Linked DNA regions of Mus musculus: region 2 is linked to region 1. Evidence: chromatin loops called from intact Hi-C (ENCODE). Cell type or tissue: heart. All regions are shown on one strand. Links, peaks and the distances in the headings refer to the core of each region. The heading gives the core; the rest is flanking DNA.

Region 1 (16,261 bases), core at 3,945-11,944:
GTGTTTCCAAAGCTGCAAGACTGTGACTCCCTTCCAGAAACCTTTTTCACTATCACATGGGACTCTGAATGGTGAGTTGAACATTCCAGGAGCCATAGGACAGCTGTCAGGCCATCACACTGCATTTTCTGGGATTTTTCTCTAAAAAGCATATTGTGGTTTGAGTGAAAACTGCCCCCATAGACTCACAGGGAGTGGCACTATTAGAGGGGTGACCTTGAGGGAGTAGGTGTAACCTTGTGGGAGGAAATGTGTCACTAGTAGTGGGATTTGAGGTTTCAAAAACTCAAGCCAGATCCAATGTAACTCTCAATTCCTGTTGCCAGAAATAGAACTCTGAGTTACCTCTTTAGAACCATGTCTGCCTGTGTGCCACCATGCTTCCCACCATAGCAATAATGGACTAAACCTCTGAAACTGTAAGTCAGTCCCAATTAAATGCTTTCCTTTATATGAATTGCTATGGTCCAGCTCAACATTGAACAAAGGTCAAGGATGCTTATGGAAGAGTTGTGGGAAGGATTTACGGCCCTGAAGGGGACAGGAACCTCACAGGAAGATCAACAGAATCAACTAACCTGGACCCCTGGCAGCTCTCAGAGTCTGAACCACCAACCAAAGAACATACTTGGGCTGGAATGAGGCCCCCAGCCTACATGTAGCCGACATGCAGTTCAGTCTCCAAGTCTACCTTGTCTGGCCTTAGTGGAAGAGGATGTGCCTAATCTTACAGACTCGATGAATAAGGGTGGGGGATGCCGGGGGCTGGGCCCACCCTCTCAGATGATAAGGGGAGGAGGGATAGGAGAGGGACTCTGTGAGAGTGGAGAATTAGGAGGGGTCAGCATTTGGGATGAAATTAGTTAATTAATTAGTTTTTTTTTTAACGAAGAATGGCTGTCATGATGTCTCTTCACAGCAATAAAAACCCTAAGATAACCATCTTATGTTCAAATCTAGCACCAGGCACCATAGAAAGCACTGATGAACTAGAACTAGGACATACTCAAAAATCTGAGTTCAGGGGCAGAGCCTTCCATGTACCTCAACAAGTCCTTTAAACTAAGGCCAACAGCCTAATTCATTGTTCTGTGTGTTTGTATGTGTGTGTGCACAGGTGCAGTTCTGAGAGTAAAGTGAATGCTACTAAGAGCCACTCTGGGAATAAGAAGTAGGAATCATACCTTCCTAAGCAAGTTAGCAGCAGGACCATTCCAACAAACCTCTGGGTATACTCTCTCACTTGAGGAACAGGGTGGATGTAGTGAAAAGTTTGGTCTCGTTAAAAACCCAGTTATGCTACGTGAACGTTTTTGTTTCAATCCCAGGTGTGGGATATCGGGCTGCTTCAATTTGCCCACAGCTGTCAAGTCTCATCCACTAGCAGGGGTGTGATCTTTGCCAGCTGCAGATAGTTAATTCTGGGCACTCTGCATAGGGGATAAATGCCAGAGTCATGAGAGGGGTGGAGACATCCTGAAGAAGAAAAGGAAGAGAAAGAGGAGGAGGAGGAGGAAGAAGAGGAAGAGGAGCAGGAGGAGGAGGAGGCTTCTGCTCCCCTTGTTGCTCCTGGCTGCTGTTGTTCAGTTAGAAGAGAAATTGGAGATATCCTGAAAAGGAAAGTTGGACTGGCCCCAAGGACCACAATGTCTCTAAGCAGCAGGTAGTAGTCTAAAGAGGTCTACATGCCCTTTCCCCTCTATCCATCTTTCTCCTACCTAGTGTTGAAGGTTGGAAGGGATTAGTGGAGGAAGGGTTGGAAGGGATGCAGAGATCTAAGAATCTAATAAAAGCCAACCAAATACACCAACAAGAAGCCTACACATCCCTCCCAGGGTTGCTGGAGAAATCAAGAACCAACCACTGCATACTTTAATACTTTCTAAACAGAATTGCAACAATGCATGCAAGACATTGTAGCAGAAGGTATAAGCTTCTAAAAGTATACTGGTATATATGAAAAACCGTTTTACCAGAAACAATGAAGTATATAAAAACAGCTTTTCTGGATCAGAGCACCACTAAACCATAAAGACAAATGTTTGCCTGTGTTTCCAATGCCCAATACCTGGTATACTGCCAAACGATAAATGATTGCAAAAGTATTAATTTCCAAACTTCTGTTCTTGTAAAATGTTCCCGCCCGAGTGACAAACAGTGGGACTTGCTCACTGGGTGAGTCTTCACATGGGCTGAGGACAGAGTGACCCTTCCGGAACAATATTTCTCTTGCCTGAACAATAATAGTTACTGCTTTACAACTCCTACTCTTGACCTTTCTGAAGTTGCCCACCTTGCTCATTCTGTGACCTGCTTGGCCCAGGGAGTGGCACTATTAAGTTTGGCCTCGTTGAAGTAGGTGTGTCACTGAGGGTGTGGGCTTTAGGACACATCCTAGCTGCCTGGGAGCTGGTATTCTGCTAGTAGCCTTCAGATGAAGATGTAAAAACTCTCAGCTCCTCCTGCACCATGCCTGCCTGGGTGCTGCCATGTTCCCACCTTGATGATAATGGACTGAACCTCTGAACCCATAAGCCAGCCCCAATTAAATGTTGACCTTATAAGAGTTGCCTTGGTCATGGTGTCTCTTCACAGCAGTAAAACCTTAACTAAGACTGTTCAATTCAGAGTCGAATATCTTACACCAGCATGCCTCAGGTGGCAACACTTAGAGCCCCAGAAGAATCTTCACCATAATGTCCACCTTATATCTATCAGAGAAAACACAATGCCAACACTGGACGGACATCTCTGTGTGAGCTACTGTTCCCTCTGTCCACTTGGGAGGTGACAAGTGTCCCTGGTGTAGGAATTCTGAACTGGAGGTTCCCTGAGGTTAGGGGAGATGACCCAAGTCCAGAGTATCTCCTATGCACCATTTCCTTTTAGTTAAAGCACATGGCAGCCTATTATTAAAACCCAAACTCAGGGTCCAAAGAGCAAATGATACATAGTAAGAGCTTTGTTTTTAATTCGGTGTGCATGTGTGTATGTATGAGCACATGTGTATACTCTGTGTGCACATATGTGGAAGCAGAGGAGTTCATCTGGTATTTTTCCTCTGCTGCCCTCCACCGTAGCGTTTGAAACAGGCCTACTGAACCTGGAGCTTGCTGTTTTGGCTACGCTGCTTAGCCATCAAGCTCCTGGAATCTACCAGCCTCTTGCCCTCCCCCAAAGCCCCGTGCTGCATGCCCAGCTTTTATGTGGGTGCTGGAGATTCAAACTCTAGTCCTATTGCTTTCACAGCAAGCCATCTTTACCACGGCACTGTCTCCCCAACCCCAACACGGGGAGCTGTAAAAGTAAAGTCTTCTTGTTCTACAAACTAAAGGCAAGAGTAGAAGGTCTGACCATTAGAGCCAGACCTGGTGGCTGCCAGGCCTTAATCCCAGCCCTCAGGAGGCAGAGGCAGGTGTATATCTGTAAGTTTGAGGCCAGCCTGGTCTACAGAGTGAGAGTTCCAGGGCATCCAGAGCTATATAGTGAGTGTCCCATCTTGGTAGATAGATAGATGATAGATAGGTAGAAGATAGATGATAGATAGATAGATAGTGGATGAATGATAGATAGATAGATAGATAGATAGATAGATAGATAGATAGATAGAAGGTAGAAGATAGATAGGTAGTAGATAGGTAGTAGATAGCTGATAGATAGTTAGAAGATAGATAGATAGATAGATAGATAGATAGATAGATAGATAGATAAAGGTAAAATATGATGCCGCAGTTGAAGAGGCGCATCCAGTACAGCCAGCTTAAAAGCCAGAGTAAAGGTCTTTTCATTAAAGGAAAGCTACTCCCTGCTCTGAAGTTGGGGTTTCCTCTGGGTCTATAATAATCTCTAGCACCTCCCATCTTCTCCCAGTTTGGAGCAACCAAAATTAGTAATTTCTTCCTATAAAATTATCATTAGACCTCTGTACTTTCCTGATTCCTAAGCATGAAAATGCTCAACTTTCCAATCATACTATTAGACTTCACACTATTCTCCTTTCTTTATCCTAAACGTGGATCAAAAGAACCTCTCCAAAGTCCCCAGTGCTTCAGCAGTAACACCCAAGACAATTACAACTCTAACTCAGAGACAGACAGATGGCTACTTCCTATGCGCCCAAACTGGGCACTTTACTGAGTGGTATTTTATCAGGCATGACAACCTTGATTTGCTGACACGTTGTCATGGTAGTCCATGACACAAAGACACAGTTTAGTATTGAAAATGAGGCACCCTGACCCATAAAGACTAAAATCTTTGCTACCTGGGCCTTTAAACACTTGCCAACATTGGCTCCATTTTGTCTCCCTGCCTGTTCACACCCCAAAAAGCACAGTACAAGCTGGTGAAATAAACCATTTTTTTCTTTACAACTAGTGAGATTTCACTTTTGCAAAGAAATTCTAAAAGCCTCATATTTACGCAATCAGCATTTCTATAAGTTCAAGAAAAATTAAGGGTCTTCATCAGTGGGAAAGTATATTTTCCCATATCTAGAAATGGTATACACTGCTGAACTAATTTTACATACTTCTCCAAAAGAAAAAACTCAATGTAAAGCTGATTTGACACACACACCACCCTTTATCACAAACAACCCTCAGAAAGCACAGAGAACGCAATCACCAGCCATGCTTGCAGATGTGGACAAAATACTACAAACCTCCCAGTGATGCTCTGTGCATCTAAAAACGTTTAACAGTCTAGTGGTGCGTGTCCTGGGGCCAATACACAGCCTCTCCTGAGTCTGACAGACCAACAACTGTCACCAGATCAAGTCTCTGAGAATCAAACCAAATGACACAGGAGCCTAAGAACTCTCCTGCTTAAAGTAAGTCGACATAAAGCTAAAGCGCCGGCTGTAAACCAAACCGAGGCTTATAAAGCACAAACTATAAAGATCTGTTTGAAACTAAAGGACACATGGATGGGGGAACAAAGGCCAGGCATGAAAAATATATGAAATTCTCAAAAAACGTATATATAATATATATGCGTATGTGATGCATATACATACATATTATAATATTATACATGTTTTACATATATAATATTAAAACATACACATAATTAAACAAAGTGTAAGACATAGACTGATTTACTGAAGTTTCTAAGCAAAAAAGTTTAATATTCGGGCTATCAGATGATTCAGAGAGTAACAACACTTGTCAGCAAGCCTGAAACCCAAGTTCTGTATCTGGGATCCTCATGGTAGAAGGAGAGACAGATTCTGTAAGTTGTCCTCTGACCTCCATGTACACGCTATACACGCACATGTGCATACATGGACACACACACACACAAGTAAATAAATGTAATACAAATTAATAAAAGTTTAACAGTCACAGATATTTAAAAGCAACAGAAAAATAATACTTTTCCTAAGAGACCAAACTAGCAGCTACCTAAAATACAACTAAACAACTAAATCCATGCAGCGCACAGTACAGCGGAGGCAGCGCACGTCTATGGAAAGTACTAGAAGTGAATGCTGCAGGCATACTGAATGGAAGCATCTAGATTCCAAAGAACACATGCCCTTTGATTGAAGCCATGTGGTGTGTAAAGACCGGCAAAATTACTCTGTCATGTTAGAAAGCAAGTGAGCAGTCACGCTTTCTTTACACCGGTGCTGATGGCACCCGTGTGTCTACTTTGTAAACTCTTGGAGCCGTCCTCACAGGTACTGAGTACTTTTGTTTGTAAATTATCCTCTGGGGGGGGGGGGGGGGGAGAAACAGAAAGGTTCTTAGCACTTCATTTTCCCTGGCTGGTTTTGTGCGATAAGCTCACAAAGTATCCAGACCAGCCTTGAACTCACTGTATATCCCAAGGCTGGCCCCAGACGTGGCCTTCTCCTGCCTCAGCTCTGAATGAGGGAACTACAACCATGGGCAACCACACGCCTCTTTACTTTTTAAGAGCTAAACATTTTTTGTTCTTGTATCATTTTCTTGTGCCAGTTTTTAAATACTTCTTTGCTAAAAAAAAAAAAAAAAATCCACAGCTTTTCAAGAAAAATTTTTTTTTTTTCTGGGACTGGAGAGATGGCTCAGTTGTTAATAGCACTCTGGCTGCTTTTCCAGAGAACTGGAGTCCAATTCCCAGCACCCACATGGCAGCTCACAACCATCAATAACTCCAGTTCCAGAAATCCAATATGCTCTCTTGGCCTCTGCAGGCGTCAAACACACAAGAGGTGCACAGAGACATGTGCCCCCAAAACACCCATACACCTAATTCTTTTTTAAATTATGTGGGTTATTTTTCCATCTCTGTGTTAAATGTGCATATGTGTGTTCTGTGCTTGCAGCCTGGTGTGTGAGTAGAGGTTAGAGGTCCTTCTGCCATATGTGTTCCAGGGCTCAAACACAGGTCTTCAGGCTTGGTGACCAGCAGTCTTAGCTCCTGAGTCATCTTGCAGACCCCTAAACTTCCACATTTAATATGTTATATTATCTTGGTCTGTTCCCTTTATGCGAACTCTAAGAATAGAATGTGCGCTTCTTAAGCATTTCATTGAAGTATATTTAGTGCTAGGAGACTAGTCCGTCCAATTAATGAAGCTTTGTTAATTTAGCTTGCCATGCGATAACATGTAGGAACGGCTTGGCATGAAGCAAGCATGACAGCTTTGGTGGCCGTGTATGAAGAGAGCGTCAGGTAACTTAGATCCTAATAGGCAGGAGAAGACAAACAATAAACATATCACTAAGGTGGTGAGACAAGTAAGAACTGGTCAAAGTAGCCTTTAGATAAAAGACTCGTTTCTTACTGATATGTTGTGGCAACCTTGAGAATGAACGCATTACTGGCTATTTCCCCTCCAGTCAGGAAGGTCTCCTTCAAGCTCATGCAAAACTTATGCATTTTTCTCTATCAGATTTGCTTCACCGAAAATAGCATGTTAATCAGAGAGAGAGAGAGAGAGAGAGAGAGAGAGAGGGAGAGGGAGGAGGGGGGAAGAACTTATTTATTCTGGGCATTCTTCAGCATACAGCTGTCTAATACAATATTTTGGTCCCAGCAGTACACAAGACCTCTGGATACACACCAGCTGGATTAGGGAGAGTTTTTCCATGTACTGAAATTCTCACCAAGTTCCTGCAAAGGCAGAGACAATGGGTGAGGACAATGACAGGAAGCCGAAAAGGCCAACCAAGTCTCACTTGCACAAGAAAAAGCTCATTTGGAATTGAGAGCGTGCTGCGGCTCCGTGAAAGAATGTTTGTTTTCAAGCACGTGCACACACACAGAGCCCCGGGTTTGAGCCCTAGCGCCACACTGAAGGGAGTCTCCTTATAATCAGTCCTCTAAGCAAATCCTCTTTCAGTTATTCCTCCCCATGAACCCTTCCCCACACGTGGCCGGCTCCTTTCCGACTGTTCCTCCTTGGCTGTTAGCCATCTCCCGAAACACCCTCCACATTCGCATTCTGCCACCCACGGCCCCTTGCTGTCTGACCACGGTGATTCGCCTTATGGTTCCGCGCAGCCAAAAGCTAGAATGATACAATTATGTGACTTGGGACCTGAACCCTGTTAAATTCAGTCTGTGAATAGTAGCGGGTGGACATTGTTCCGCTTAACGTTTTAGACACCTACTGCTAGAGTAAACGTTTTTACAGTAGAATAAGTCTTTAGAGACCGTGCTGTGTAAATGGCCTGTTTCTCAACTCAACTAGAAAACAAAGAAAAGTCAATTCTCAAAAGCTGCTCTTTTTCAAATTCTAAGACCTAATTGTGTTAACAGTAATCGTGAGCAAGAGCGCCACCTCCTGGCAAAAGTCATTTAAAAACTAAAACTACCAGTGCTGCCTTTCAAGCCGCAGCGCAGGGACAGTCCTTGAACTAAAGTATTGGAAACAGCGACATAGGCAGGCGAGATGGCCTCTTAACTGCATACATATATCATGTGCTATCCTCTCTCCCAGTAAATACATACATGTAATAACAATTTTAAATAAAAAAATCACTACCTGCTTTTGTATGTTCAAGGGCTTCAGATAGTATACTTTTTAAAAAAGATTTTTCTTTTATTTTTAATTGTGTATGTGTATTTGTGGAGGTTTTCACACTTGAGGGCTGGAAGGGGGCTTTGGACCCCCTGGAGCTAGAGTCCTGGGCTGTTGTGAGCCACTCAACATGGGCACTGGACTTAGGTCTTATACAAGAGCAGCAAGTGTTCTTAGCCACTGAGCATCTCTCCAGTACCATATCTACATTTTAAAAAGGCTGCCGAGGTTGAACTGGGGAGTGTGTTTAGAAAACTGAAGTCTAGGATTCTGGTAGAGCGGTAGCTGCAGAGACAGATGGCAGAAGCGGGTAGCACAGGATATCTCCGGAGTCAGAGCCCTACTGCCTGCCTGTAGTTAGATAGGGCCTGAGCCACCGGGGAGAGAAGGAAAGATTCATGCCCCAAAGAGCAAGAAAGTCCTGAGGTAGCACAGAGCTGCAGAGCAGTCATGGCGCCTGCCATTTTAGACAAATCAAGGAAGCAACAGACCACTGTGCCTGGTAAGAAAACCTCAGAGGTGCACAGTACCACACACAGCTTTCGTCTTGCAATCAGTGAAACGGCTCAGGTATGATATATTATCCTGTTGTTTAATCTTGGGTAACACACAACACACACATAACTCACACATACATTATCACACATACACAGATACACAACACACAATACACACAAACATATACTTACCACACACATACATATACCACACACAATATACACATACATACAACACAAACACAACATACATACAGACTACATACAAACAACATATAACACACACAATGCACACATATCCACAGTACACACAATACACATATGCACAATACACACAACACACATATGCATACAACACACACATACACACAACATGCACACACAACATACACACACAGCACACGTACAACACACACATATGCATACATACACATACGTGCAACATATGTACATATACACCACACACACCTAGGCACACACCATGTATACACCACATACATACAACACACACATACCCACAACGCTCACACATAGCACACATATAAACACACATACAACACACAGACCTTCACACATACATATAACACATACACAAACACACATAAAAACACACATAAACACAATACTTAAACATACAACACACATATAACACACACAACACACATTCATACAACTACACACAACACACATCTATATACATACAACATACATAAACACACACACACACATACACACACAAAGCCTCATTGAACAGCTGAGAGGGATAAATGAAATGCTCATGGAAGAACCTGGCTAACAAGAGTAAAGTTTTTCTCCTCCTTTCAAACCACCTGGAAAGCTTAATAGCCCCAATAAAAACCATCCCTGGTCTGACATACAAGAGGGTGTATCAAAAATATTATTCTTATTGCACAGTTATGATCTAGTTCTAAATCTGCTCTTATGTTAAGATCTTTGGTTGCTGTTACTTTTTAAATGAAGCGGTAAAATTTATGGGGGTGGGGGGCAGAAGGAGGACTTTAAGTGTCTCTCACTGCTAGTAAATCTCATTTGTTACACTCTCAGGAGCCAAAATGCTCCCATTCCTTTTAAGGAATAAATCTAAAGTTTAAGAGTCACTTTAACGTCTCCTTTAAAGGTTCTGAGTGGAGTTTAAAGCCGATAGTCTGGTTCCATGGTTCAGCACACTACTGGGCAGAGCCATAGGAACCACAGACAAGGGGAGAGCCACCAGGTGATGGGAACCTCCGAGAATGCCGACAATCTAGTCTCTGGGGGACTTGCTGCCGTGGGAAAGCTTGTGCTCGCTTCCTCCCACTGCCTGAAGCTCCAGATCACACAAGACAGAGAGCCTGGATTCCAGAGTCAGGCAGACTTGCGTGGGCACCGTGGCTTTCTGCGACTTAGCAGCTTTGCCCTCGCCTGCTCCTAAACCTCAAGCTTCCTAGTGCTAAAGAAGTCACTCATTGACTGCCCTAATCACACAAAACACATCAAGGATTTGTCCAATGGGCAGGTATGTCAACTGTCATTAATAAATGGCTCGTTAGTTGTTCCTTTTCTATTTTAGGTAATATGTGCTCAGAGAAAAATTGGAATATTACACAGAAAAGCCACATGGCTCCCTTGTAACTTTCTTATTAACTTAATATTTTAAGATGCCCCCAGAAAACTGTTCTTGAAGGGTCTGAGTAAAATGTTTCCTAAAAGGCCTACCCAACTGTGAGTGTAGCTGAGCTGGTAGACCATGTGCCTAGCAATATGAGGTCTGAGATCTAATTCCCGGTACCAATAATCAAAAAAATAAAGTTTTTTTAAAAAATAAAAATATTAACAATTTACACGTACTACCAAACACAGATGAATAATCCATTTGTGTATGTGCTTAGTATATGTATGTGTACATGTGTGGTATATGTATGCACATGCGTGGTATATGTATGTAGTATATATGTGCATATGTGTGGTATACATATGTGCATGTTTGGCATATGTATGTGTAGACATGTGGTATATGTATGTGCACATGTATGGTATATGTATGTGCACATGTGTATAGTAAGACCAGCCACATGCCATTCCATCAAGGCTGGACAAAGTAATCCAGAAGGAGGAAAAGAGTCTTACAAGAACACCAAGTTACTGAGCCATTACATATATGCATAAGACCTAGGTCACATATACACATATACACCTCTACAGGGTCCCTGATATCTGTGAGCCCCCATGAGTCACAGTCAGTTGATTCTGTGGGCCCTGTTCTTCTGGTGCCCCCCCCTCCACAGGACTCCTGAGCTCCCCCTAAGGTTTGGCTGTGGGACTCTGCTCCCATCAGTTGCTGGATGAAGCCTCTCTGCTCTCTTTGATGATGATTCTGCTGGGGTCCCATCCCAGAACACCCTGTTCTTCTGACTAGTGTGGCCTGCACTTGAGTGGGGAAGTCCACTGGACTTCTGCTCATCTTAATTCCCCAGACAAGCTCTCTCATTGAATCTCATTGAATCTAGAGTTCAATGACTGGCCAGACTGGCTGGCCACAGAGCTTCAAGGACCCCCTTGTCTCCATGCTGTCATGGCTCCATGGCTCCTGGCCTTCCCCCAGGCTTTATTGACTGATTCTCCCTAGTGTAACTGCATACATTTCTGTACATTCAAGAATAACTCACAGAGCAACTAAAGGTAGACACTGAAAAGCCTCATTTCTCCATGTCCCAGAGGCTACCTGGGGAGAATATGTCTATAAAGGTGCAAGGAGCATATGAGCTCTGTGGGCTTTAATGAGATTTCTCCTTTGCTCCAGGGGGGCAGAATTAACCCTCGAAGGATAAAACTGCTTCCTGATTGCTGTATTGAACTCCAGTTATGCACAAATAATGTTTGTGGACCTTCTGAACCAACTCTGTAAAGAGTTACTCTTTTCCTCCCCAAAGACTTCACTATTAAAGTTGTTAGCTTTCTGTATAAACTCCTCCCCACAGTTACCTGGCAATAGCCAGGTAGGCCTGGCCCACTATAAAAGAGACTGCTTGCCCCTCCTCCCTCTCTTGTTCTCTTGTTTTTCTCCCGCTCTCTTGGGGCTTTTCCCTCCCCCTCCCTTCCCTATCCCCTTTCTCCTCTCTCCATGTGTTCATGGCAAGCTTTTAATTCTCTACTCTCTGTCTCTGTCTCTCTGTCTCTCTGTCTCTCTGTCTCTCTTCTCTCTTCTCTCTCTCTCTCTCCCTCTCCCTCTCCCTCCCCCCCTCCCTCTCCCTCCCCCTCTATTCTATACTATACCATCATATGGCTGGTCCCTCAGGGGGAGGGGATGCCTCAGCATGGGCCTGCTGAGACATCCTCTTCCCCCATACCTGACTATACACCCATAGAACATATTCCCCTTCTCTTTATCTTTTTATAAACACATCAAACTTAAAATAAGATCAGCTGTCATCTCAATGTGTACAATAGGCTATGTAAATGCAAACTGTGCCTGCTACATACAATTGCTGGGCTGAGTAACTCACACTTTTCAGGCAAAAGGACATTTACTTTCAAAGGGACAGTCATCTCCAGTCCAATGGTCCGAGAAGAGGAAGGACAGGAACTAGACCTTCTGTTCTACCCCAGTATTTTACTGGACCCCTCTCGCTAGCAATTCAATACAGACACTCCATTAGGTTGCAACCAGACAGGACTAGCTCTGCCTTGAGACAAAGCCTGTTTCCTTTGCATTTGACTTCCAGCTTCAGGGTAGCAGCCTCCTGCTGATAATATTGCCAATGACTGCATTCTTTTTCCAAAGAACTAGAGTTTGTTTGTTCTTGGGCTTTGGTCACAGGCCCTCTAGGGATGTGATCCTGGATGAGAGCGCCACACACTCTGTACTTTTAATAGTGAATAAAATGTAGTTTTGAGCCCACAGGATTAACAGCAGAATTAGACTTCCAGCATAGGTTACCTGAGCAAACACCAAAATAAAAAGTGATATTATTTCTGAGACTGCATAATTGTATGGAGTGATGATTGTAAAAAGCACTAGGAATCAGCCCCTGCCTTGACATCTTAATCTTCTGCACATTACATCCCAAGCCACTTGCAGGTCCCTGGGGTTAGACAGAGGCATAGGTGTGGCTCCAGATAGAAACTGACAGAAGTCAGCCCCCACCCCCCACCAAGGCTCTTATTTCTTCATGAAGCTCAATTCCAAGGGTGCTGAGAGGCTCCTGTGGTTGCCAGAGCCCTGGTGACTAGGTTCGTCCCTCCGATGAGGGTCAGAGCCTCCTATTGGCTTTTAGAGGATTCTACACTTAGCAATGTGAGGCAAGAACCTTACTGGCCCTGGCTCCTTATTTATAGGCCAGGTCTAAATTCCCTGCCCCAACCCTCCCAGCATAACACATGATTAAGTCCCATGTGTGACTGTCCCAGCTGTGCAGGGACAGAATGATGCATGACAGTGCTCACTGAGCTGGACTCACAATCTTTCCAGCCACCCAGCCCTGGCTCAGTATCTCCTAGATACTGGCTACCTGGCTTTGTCACCTGTTTGGCCTTCTCTGTACTCCTGGGGCTACATTATTGCCTATATTCAATAGTGGAAAATAAATAATATCAATCGGTGGTTTCTACCCCACCTTTGTCCTTCAGTTCCATGATAAAAACAGACAACTTTTATATTTATATAAGCTTTTAATGCACTAGAGCTGTGTAGATAGATATCTACCCTCTTAGTTATTAAAATCTACTTCCTCATCGATAACCCCAAGTTATAGCTTGCCGTATTCCACCTGGGCAGCTCTTAACTCTAATTGGCTAGCCCCATGGCCACGTTTTCATGGCTCACCTCTCCCATGGTATCTTCTCTCTACCTTCTCCTCCTCCTCTTCCTCCTCTTCCTCCTCTTCCTCCTCTTCCTCCCCTTCCTCCTCTTCCTCCTCTTCCTCTTCCTCTTCCTCTTCCTCTTTCTCTTTCTCCTCTTCCTCCTCCTGGTCTCTCCTCAGACTCTAAGCCCAAAAAGGAAACCCTACCTATCTCTCTTCTGCCCAGTTACAGGCTGTAGGCATCTTTATCCACCAATCAGGGATAACTGGCGGGGCAAGGTTGCAGAGCATCACTTGGGTCTAGGTGAGAATCTCCTCATCCTGAGAGCAACCAGAGCCAGCAGGTTAACATTACCATACAAACCAAGCCTCAACAACACTCCAAAGATGTGGTCTCTGCTCCTACATTGGCTGCAATCCCAGGCCCGTTTGGCATCTATGGAGTTGGACTCTGAGAGGCAGTTGTGGTAGACCACTGATTTAACCCTGTACAGTAAGGGTCCATGATTTACCAAAGAGCAATACCCTAGACTCAAATAGTATGCAAAAGCAGGAAGTGTTTTATTCTGCAGAAGTCCAGCCTGCTAGGGCATACTATCTTCTAAGATGGAGGTGCCCCAGTGAGCTCGAAGCCTGATTTAAAGCACACTAGGGGAATTCCAGGGAAGGGTAGGTGACCTCTATCTTAATCTGTTGGCTCTATCTCTAGGGACATTCCAGAACCATTGCTTGGTTGTTGGGGCCTAGAAACTGTTGCTGGAGAAGTCTGAAAACTGTTGCTGAGGAAGTCTGGAAACTGCTGCAGACCCATTATCCTTGTCTCAGGCCAGGTGATGGGGCAGCTTCTGAGGACTGGACTTGCTTGTACTTGCCCATTTTTGGTGACAGAGATTTAGACCTAGTCTCCTGAACTGCCAATTTGAAGCCTGGCATGGAGTCAGCCTAGCCTGCCTCAATACTGGCCTTGGTGGCCATGTCAGTATTGCACCATGAGGGCATTTTATGAACTTGGTTAAGTGGAAGGATGAATAGAAATTCTGACCCTTATAACATTTCTAAGCCTCATTAAAGTCAGCAGTATATGGGACTCATGATGTCCTCAGGACACTTCTGAGCCCGTTCATATAGAGATTTACATGGGCATGTTGGCCCCATGTCATGACCATACCTGGTCATGAGGGGATGGATGGGCATGTTGGGCTAATGCCATCTCTGAGCATGGGGGCTTGATGACCCAATGCCATTTCCAAACCCAGTTCTAGGGGGGTGGTAAGGTGCATGTTGACTGCCATGCTATTTATGAACCCACTCATGTGAGTGGATATACAGACCTCTTGGTCCTATGCCATTTCCAAGCCCAGTCACATGGGAGGGTGTGTGAGCATGATGTACTCAACTGCATTTCTGAGCCTGGTCACCTAAGTAGTATAGTTGGCATCTGGACTCTATGCCTTTTCTGAGACCAGTTATATGTGGGTGTGTATGAGCATATTAGCCTCTTGCCATTTTCCTTTTATCTTTTTACTTATTCTTCTCTCATGGAGCCTCATCTTCCCCGATTCCTCCTACTGCCTGTTCCCCATTTCCCCTCTTCCTAAGATCCACTGATCCTCCATTTGCTTTTTAAAAAGTGCAGACCTCCCAGTGATATCAACTGCCATAACAAGATGCAATCAGACTAGGCACCAATCTTCATGTCAAGGCTGGGCAAGGCAACCCAGTAAAGGTAAGGTTCCCAAGAGCAGGAAAAAGAGTCAGAGACCCTCCCTTCCCCAGTGTTAGGAGTCTCACAAATACCCCAAGCTAAACAACCAGAGAATGTATGCCTCATGCCATTCTCAAGAATAGTAAAATGCTGGGGTATGTGGGCATGGTGGGGCCCATGCTATCTATGAACCCATCATCTAATGAGGTTTCTGGGCATGCTGGCCTCTATGCCATATCTGAGCCTAGTCATGTGGAAAAGTGTATGGGCACCTTGACAACCAAGGCATTTTAGAGTGGGGTTATGTGAGCATATGCCATTTGCCTGTCATAAGGGGAGATCTATGGGCATTTTGGCCCTATGTCACTTTTTGTCCCAACCATACTGGGGTTATATGTTGGCCTCCATGCCATTTCTAAACCTGGTTCTATGTGGGGCTATACAAGCTTGTTGGTCCCATGACATTTCCAAGACTGGACACATGGAGGAGTGTCTGGGCATGTTAGCCCTCATGTAATTTCCAAGTTTGGTCACCTATGTAGGGCATATGGTCATGTTGGCTCCTGTATTGGCTGGTTTTGTGTGTCACCTTGACACAGCTGGAGTTATCACAGAGAAAGGAGCTTCAGTTGGGGAAATGCCTCCATGAGATCCAGCTGCAAGGCATTTTCTCAATTAGCGATCAAGGTGGGAGAGCCCCTTGTGGGTGGGACCATCTCTGGGCTGGTAGTCTTGGGTTCTATAAGAGAGCAGGCTGAGCAAGACAGAGGAATCAAGCCAGTAAGAAACATCCCTCCATGGCCTCTGCATCAGCTCCTGCTTCCTGACCTGCCTGAGTTCCAGTCCTGACTTCCTTTAGTGATGAACAATGGTTTGGAGGTGTAAGCTGAATAAACCCTTTCCTCCCCAACTTGCTTCTTGGTCATGATGTTTTGTCCAGGAATAGAAACCCTGACTAAGATAGCCCCCATGCTATTTACCAGCCCACTTATATGAGGAGAAGTATGAGCATGTTAGCCGCATGCCGTCCCTAAGCCCAGTTATGTGAAGGGGAATATGGGAATGCTGGTTCCCATGCCATTCCAGAGCCGAGTCTTATGGGTAAGGTGTTTACATATTGGATCCCATGTTATTTCCCATCCTGGTCATATGATGGTGTTTTGTGCATACTGGCTCACATGCCATTTTTGAACCCTGTCAGGTGGAGATGGGTATGGGCATATGGACACCCGTGTCATTTCTGAGT
Region 2 (8,000 bases), core at 1-8,000, 840 kb before region 1:
CTCCCCTGAATATACACAAGGTCTCCAACAGCTTGATTAACTTTGGAAGAAAGCTGATTTCCCCAGCCTCAGCTCCGGGCAGTATGGGTGGCCCTGTACCCGGAAACAACAGCAGCAGTTCCTTCTCTGCTGCCATCCCCACCAGGACCTCCACAGAAGCCCCAAGGCATCATTTGCTGCAGCAGCAACAGCAGCAGCAGCACCAGCAGCAGCAGCAGCAGCAACCACAGCAGCAGCAGCAGCAACACCAGCAGCAACAGCAGCAGCAGAGACTGATGAAATCTGAAAGCATGCCGGTACAGTTGAACAAAGGTAGGAAAAGCCCAGTAAATCCAAAGATCCCGAGGTGTAACGTGAGATTTTCTCACTTGCCGGTGAGAAACCAACATCTCAGAAGCAGAATCCATGAAATCTTATTTTTTAAAAAAAATCTGTTGTATGTGATCCTTTTAAAGCTAGAGATTTGATATGGTGTTCCTCTTGATTATATTTTATGAGGTATTTGACAACGTATTCTTCAGCATTTGTATTTCAGTGTGATTTATATTTTGTTATATACATGCCCATCTTGTACAATGGTATGTACAGTCCCAGCATAGAACTCATCAGCTGCCTATATTCTCTGATAGCTTCAGAACAAACGCTTGAGTCTTGACCTCTTTCAGAAGAGTCTGAGATGGAAAGGCCCAGTAACATGGGCTATACTAGTCACAACAGTTAGCAGTGTGTCGTGGTTTAGAGGAAAATTTGTGGTCTCTCATCTCACCCACCTGTGTCATGGCTAAGGAATACAATCTGAATCTTTAGGGAGAAAAAAGAAGCTAAGCAAGATGAGCATTCAAGTCCATACACAAAATGATAACTGGTTCCACATATAAAAGCCTGCGAGATGATGGAGGCTGCTGTTCTGAGTGCTCTCGCTGTCCTAGCTTGATCAGGGCCTGCCCACAGGGTCCCCTCCCTAAAGCACTTTTTCCACAGAGAGCCTTTGAATTCTTACTTAGAGCGTCCACACTTCTTTTCTATAGAAAATGGGAAACAAACACATTTCTTTTTACTGGTGGGACTATTAGCCATGTATTGGAAGTAAGAAATAGCAACATGATGGCAAAAACTGCACAGAAAGCATAGCAGTTGTAGACATTCAGTCTCAGCAAACATCCCACCTAAGTCTTGGTTTCTGCCTTACAGGAATATCTACAGTAATAGCAGCATTCAGGATTTAGTGGTGTCCATAGCAATGGTAATGTCAGCACAAACAAAACTACATTCGTATGCTTTGCTTAAGTATGTCACATATAAAATTATTGTAAAGATTTTACATATTGGCATTTAAATTGGAGTTTAGTCCCTGGTGATGCCAGTTAATGTGTCATGAACTTATGTGCACATGCATGTGCGTCTGGAATGCCATGCACATATGTCCACATGCCTGTGCATGTGGAGCCTTCCATTGCTGTCTTCATGGTTTCAGTTCTTATATTACTTTGTCTATATGAAATATTAGGTTTTATACAATTAGTATTTAAGGTTTATTAGAGTATTCTGTTTACCTTTTATGAGAATATCTCATTTAAAATTACATTCTTCTCTTTTTAATGTAGACTGTCACACATGATTTAAAGAAAAGGAGACATCAAGTCATTAACATGTTGAAATGTATCTTAATGCCAGGAGACATGCCCACTTCCAGAATGGAAATGAATGTTATTTTATATATCTCTTAATTGTACTGTTTTATTGTTCTAAACAAATATGATTTCAATATTGCTTTGATAACAAGCTTTAGTCTGTTGTAATTCTAACTGATGGCAGGCAAATGAGTCAGAGAATCTCTTAATGCTTTAGTTTAAATTTTCTGAGAAACCAAGCCAAATGACTATAGAATATAAAGTTGTATCTCTGAGGAAATGTCAAGTATTAATATCACAGTAAGTGAGAAAGGAAGCGCATGAAGATGGAACAATCGCTGAAGACTGATTCCCCAGCTATAAGGAGGCAGCGGAGCACTTCAGCACCACAGTGGAGCCTGAGCATCACAGAGCATTCTGAAACTGATCCCTATCCTAAAAGAAATTGCCCTTGTTTGTTGTTTTATAGCTCTTTTAGTTTGTTTCTGGTTCATTCTTCTCATGTGAACTCCCACCAACACCCCCCCCCAAAATAACAACAAAAACTTATATTAACAACAAGAATTCCTGCTAGTGTTCCTACTTACATAAAAGATCAAATAAAGTAAAGGCCAAAAGAGCCATTTATGGAGCTGGAGCTTCTTACTTGATGATCTTCCTCCCTTACTGTAAAACCTAAACCATGCCTGGAGCTCTGATGGTTTTCACACCTAAACAAGCTCTCTGAGCTGATGCCTAGGAACCTGCGGACTCAGGAAACCTGTGCTGCTTACGGTGACAGATGTATCCTTCATTTGATGTTGAATAAAGAGAGTGCCTCCAACTCTGGCCTTGGTGCTGGATTCTTGCAGACCCTGTGTCCTCACTGACAGCTCCAGCCACCGCAGCCTGCCTGCAGGCTCCTGTTCTAGAGAGCCCTCCACCGAGTGACAGCCTTCTCAGGGGACTCCGAGGGAAAGTTCAAAGGTTGTTTGCAAAGACGGAAATGTGTTTCCTAGGTTATAGTGATTTGTATTTCTAAGGGGAGGTTCTGTCACCCAGATGCAGGCATGTGTAACTTAACGTTCATGGTGGACTTTATGTGTCCGCTGAGGAAAAGAAAATCAGCAGAGCTGCTGTTCCCTCATCTTCTTAGTAATCGTTACCTTAAATATTAAAATGAGAAATCTATATAGCAAAACGGGTAACTGGTATAGACTTGAAAATGTTCAGAAATTGAGCCTACCATTTATCAATTTAGGAAATGTTATTATGGAAACTTAGGTTGTGACCATTTTCTTTCTACCCAAAGCCTTTCTGTGGGATGTGGTCCCTTTCACAATTTTATTTTGGTTATAGGAGAACATTTCTCTGTCCTGTTAGTTGATAGGAATGCAGTAATGACACAGTGTGGCCGCGCTACAAATCAGAGTACATTAAGTGGCCAGAACACTGAGGGATGCTATCTCGTTTAAAATCGATTTTTACCAAAATGTGTGTGTGTGAGATCCTGTATATTATTATATATGTTAATCATATTATTTATAGTATATTAATTAGTACTTTATATATATATTAGTAAAATGAATACATAGTTGTCATATGCATGTATTATATAAAAGCTGAAGAAGAAGCAAGCCTACAAAGTCATAGGCTGTACACAGGAATCCTGGAGACTTTTAAAAGACTTGCTTTCTTCTATTTAGTAACCACGAAATAGCCTTCGACACTGCCGTCTCTAGGGGTTAGTCTGACGGCTGTGACTGGTAATTGTTGAACACTGCTGCCCCAGAAACAGAAGAGCTGGAGGGACGGCAGTGTCTGGGTGGCTCTCCTCTCCTCTCCTACTCTTCCTTCTGGGTCACTAAGACCTGCTCTCCCAGCTCGGTTTTCTTTTCTATATGCCCATCTGGTTCTTTCTTTCTTTCTTTCTTTCTTTTTTTTTTTTTTTGGAACACTGCTTTATTATAAGCATTTACTATGGTTTCAATTTAATAATTGCCTATAATAAAGGGATGTAGTTCACAGATGCATTTGAAAATACATGTGGTAAGTTTGAAATATTTTCACTAGGTAACATGAAATTAGAGCTTGCTTAGGTCTTTCCTATGAATTTCCTTTAAAGTTTAGTTTAAAAATATTTTTTTTTACATTGGAAGAAATCAGTTTTGAAAAAATATGCCTGTTAATAAGTGTTATATAACTTCCATATGAATAAGTCTTTTTTAGAAGATATATTTTAAAACATACTAATATTTGTAATGCCATAAAAATCTCCTCAGAGAAGTCCTTTATACTTTTATACTGAGGTTTCCAATCCACAGTATAGTAGAAACTTATAGTAGGAACTTGTGAACTTTTCCTTAGTAAAAACAGACACAAACTCTCCACTGGAAACATCGTTTTAAAGACATTGCTTACTTTAAAGACACGTCAGATGTTTATCTAAGTTTCCACTGTATTTTCTGTTCTATAAATTTTAATAATTCGATAAAATATTATAATATTGAGTATGAAAGGCAAAAGGTTGTCTATTTTCCTTTATCATATCTAATTATTTTTTCTTATGAAATCTAGGCGACGTAGTTACAGGAAGCGATGCTCAGGTTTCTGTTCCTGTCCAGGCTCTAACTGACCTCCAAGGTACAGTTGCCACCTCCCTGTCTACCATCTGTCTAATCACCCGTCTGTCATCTATTTATCCATCCTCTGTCTCTCTCTGTCTCTGTCTCTCTGTCTCTCTCTCTCTCCTCCCTCCCTCCCTCCCTCTCTCCTTCCCTCCCTCCCTCTTCTCTCATTTGTTGGCATGTACTGCCCCACCCCATTCTGGCCACTTACAGTGTCACAACTCTCTCCCAAACCCAGTTACTGGCCCTACTCTCCATTCAGCACACTGGTCCACTACCATAGTTTGGCCACTAAGTGGCACTGTTGTGTAAAACAAAAGTTCACTCTTAGGGCCTACTTTGGTGGCATCAGGCCTTGTGGATTTTCTGTTCACAGTGAAAACTCTTTTTCTTTGCCAAATATGATTCAACCTATGTTTGAGGTCATTTGCAACGTTATGTTCTGTAGGATGGCTGACACAAGGAAGGACTTTTGTTACTGGATGAATTGTTTGTAACAATATTTGACGAATTTGTTGTAAGATCTGTTTCTGTGTTTTAACTACCCATATTCCACCTAAAAAATTACCACTTGTCTTTTTCACAACCTGATTTTGAAATATTTTAAGTATTGCCTTCATATTAAAATTTTTGCCATACGATTTAACCAGTGTACAATGTAACCACCATAAATAGTGAGTCATAACAGTTTACAGTCAAAAACTAGCATTTTAATATTACCCATTAGTTTAGCTTAAGAAGTAAAAGCTTATCCATTTTCAGTACTTCCCATGGGATTTTAAGACATAAATATTTAAGATTACAATCATTAATCTTTTTCTTTGCACCTTTTAGTTGAAATACATTATAATGAGAATATTTATGTTACATGGAAGTTTAGAATTCAAGATTCTTTCATTCAAATTCAAGCTAAAATGAGAATAATAAAATAGTAATTAAACCTCATATCATGTTTGGCTTAATTTAAAATATTCATATGCATATAATAAACTAATCCTATTTATATTAAAATACTCTCCATCATTTTTCTTTTATCAAGATTTTATATTCAACAGTAATTATGGAACAAGCCAGTGTGCCTGCTGCAGGGCACACTGTTTTGTTGGCGCCAGGGTTCCCCAGTGTCCCTGCCTTCTTGGATGTTACTCTTGCTGTAGGGCTCTAAGACAACTCAGTCAGAACTGGCCCTTTGTCTGAATGTGTTTAGAATTCCCTTTGCCCCCACACTCTGACAGAGAGTTTGTCAGTCCGATAGAGAAGGTTCCAGCCACCGTGAGATGAACCTGGGGCAGAGGGAACAGGAGATGCTCTGCATCCCCTGAACTAGATAAGCCACTGTTTCCCTCAGCTCACTCACTGTAGCACCTGTTCATCTCATTGGGGTTTTTTGAGGAAAGAAAACCACAAAAATATTATCTGTAGGACATTACAGGAGCATAATACTATTTCTTCATTCTCTGACCTTCCTTCCAAGACATTTGCCAGCAGAGACTCCTAAGAGATGCTTGACAAATAACTTCCATTGTCCTAGAGTCCAAGGGACACAGCCATTTGCTTTGTGTGTTGAAAGGAAAAGGGAATGAAAAAAGGATAGACTATATCCAGACATGGTTGTGTCTGATCCCAATAATGCCTTTATGTGAAGTTAGAACCTCTGCATATATAGCCTATTCTAGGAGATCCACTCAATAAGCAGAACATAGCCTGGATTTCAGGGCACCATAGCAATCTGCTTCATATCTAATATAGTACACTGGTCCATACAGCTCTAGGACACTGCATAGCTTATACCTACATCCTGAGAATACCTAGCCCTCAGTTGAGTGAGGGCTGCGAATTTACCCTAGCAGGCCATGCCAGTGCTAACATTCCTTCTGAAAACTCTTCAGCTCAAGGCAACACTGTTCTGGAAGAAAAGGTTTTCAGAAGATCTCTGCAGGGAACTTCGTACAAAGACTGCTTTCTAAGTGTTGGTGTTTCCACAGTAACAAAAATATTATCAAGCTAGTTTACATAGTTAAGGAGGAAAATAAAACATTATATAGAGAGGTTTAATGCCACATCCAGGATTCAGAAATGTAATTATTTATTTTGGTATAGTTTTTAAGCTTGAACAAATCTGTTTGACTTATGCTAACACACACTAACACACATACCCCACAGGTCCTTGAACTAATGAATTAATCTTCTTGAGTCCCAATCTTGTCTTCTGTTGAGCTCTTCATTGAGTGGTTAGGATTGAATGGAATCAATCCATGATTGATCCAATCCATCAATTGGATGGTTATCAACAGCACAGTCCTGTTATAGTCACAATGTCTGTTTGATATCTTGTTCCTCTTTTTGATGACTTATTACTCAGGTAGGCAACCCTAGGCAGTGTGGGTACAGGAAAGGTAGGAGAAAGATGCACAGTGCTCCTCTCACACATTTGAGATCTAGAAACACAACATTTCTTATTCTGATTATCATTTATTCATGGAAATCATTGATTGATACAAAATGGGATAGGTTAATACGATTTTGTTCTTTGATAGTGTTATAATTTCTTTTAAATGGAACAAAGTCCCAATGGATTATAATAAAATTTACTTATATGTCACATATTCCTTATAAATGAATTAGATATATATGATTATGCAATGCCCACCATGTGCCTTCTTTCTGAAAGTATCCAAGGCAGCTAACATTTTACAAAATCTGATAGATATAACTGTTCACAACTCTTCCATTTTGGAAGAAAATAAGCTATAATAATCCACAAATACTAACGTGTTCTAAGGGTATAATAAAATTTAAATTATCCTATCTGGAATTTAGATTAACTATGATTTTGAACTATAATGTCAAGTATTGAGAGTCTAGAGAACAGAAGTGAGTTAATAATCAAAAAAGAGCAATAAGGAAAATTTCCCAGAGCTAAAGGAATGTACTGGCATGGAGATTGAGAGCAGTTAACAGGCAGAATGAAGACAGCCTGCCCGTCCCTAGAGGCCCCTCGGGGAACTCGGAAGAACTTGCTTGAGATGGGCACTGAAGGTTTCTAGAAAGGAAACAAGAAGGTTTGTGTAGAAGAGGGCTCTCAAGCAATCAAAATTTAACATGTGGAATTTTGTTGGTTATTTATTTGTTTATTGTTAAAGTTTTACACAACAGTTGTTTTGAATTAGGATTAAATGAAATGGTAAATTAGACATTGGTACATGTAAGAATTCAGTCCTGCCAGCAGGTTCACTTTCCTCTTGTTGATACAAAAAAAAAACTACCTCAAGAAGAGTAAGAGAAAGTTTACTCTGGGTCCAAATAGGAACAATCACAGCCTGGGAACACAGACTTTAAGTTACCTCAAATTCCATGTTCCAGTGCATCCCTGGATACATCCAGTTTCCTGGAGTTTTCATAGAAAGAGAACAAAGAAAACCATAAATCAAAGTGCTTTTCAAATACATTGGTGGAAACAGTAAGTAGGTGGTTATGGCAAAGTGGAGAAATCTCAACTGTCAGCCTCGGGTGCTGTCTGACCTTAAGTTTTGTTTAGTAGAAATTGGGTTTTAAGTTAATACATTCTAAGAGGCTTTTATCTGTTAGTCCAAGGATGTTAAGTCTGACATAGAGAATGGCTGTTTATGAAGCAAAGGACACCCAAGATAAATTATAACTAAGCTCTGCACTTGCAACATTCCAGCCTCCCCACATCTGGTCCTGCAACATAACCACCTCTCCACATCATGAAGTTCTAATCAGTCAATCCACATTTGTAGAC

The links. Peaks named below come from ENCODE experiments on the same cell type or tissue, not always from the same donor. Only the 100,000 strongest peaks of a DNase experiment are listed, where the experiment ranks them.
Region 2: it touches region 1 in a loop (4-fold over the local background); 13 of 42 quality-filtered maps call a loop at or near these places.

The regions. Positions count from the first base shown.
Region 1 is chr17:49,943,213-49,959,473 of GRCm38, reverse strand. No RefSeq gene overlaps it. Among named protein-coding and RNA genes, the nearest start is that of Gm52302, 83 kb to the left of the region's middle. In heart, for the core only: a CTCF peak has its summit at 7,784 (motif pointing left); a DNase peak (open chromatin) is centred at 7,273; H3K4me3 peaks cover 564 bases; H3K27ac peaks cover 626 bases.
Region 2 is chr17:50,792,179-50,800,178 of GRCm38, reverse strand. It overlaps Tbc1d5 (TBC1 domain family, member 5), which reads left to right. Exons shown (of 22, transcript NM_028162.4): 17 at 1-312. Gm41598 (a long non-coding RNA gene) reads right to left here. Exons shown (of 2, transcript XR_876871.2): 1 at 7,582-8,000; 2 at 6,589-6,675. Among named protein-coding and RNA genes, the nearest start is that of Gm41598, 5.3 kb to the right of the region's middle. In heart, for the core only: a CTCF peak has its summit at 4,533 (motif pointing right); a DNase peak (open chromatin) is centred at 4,518.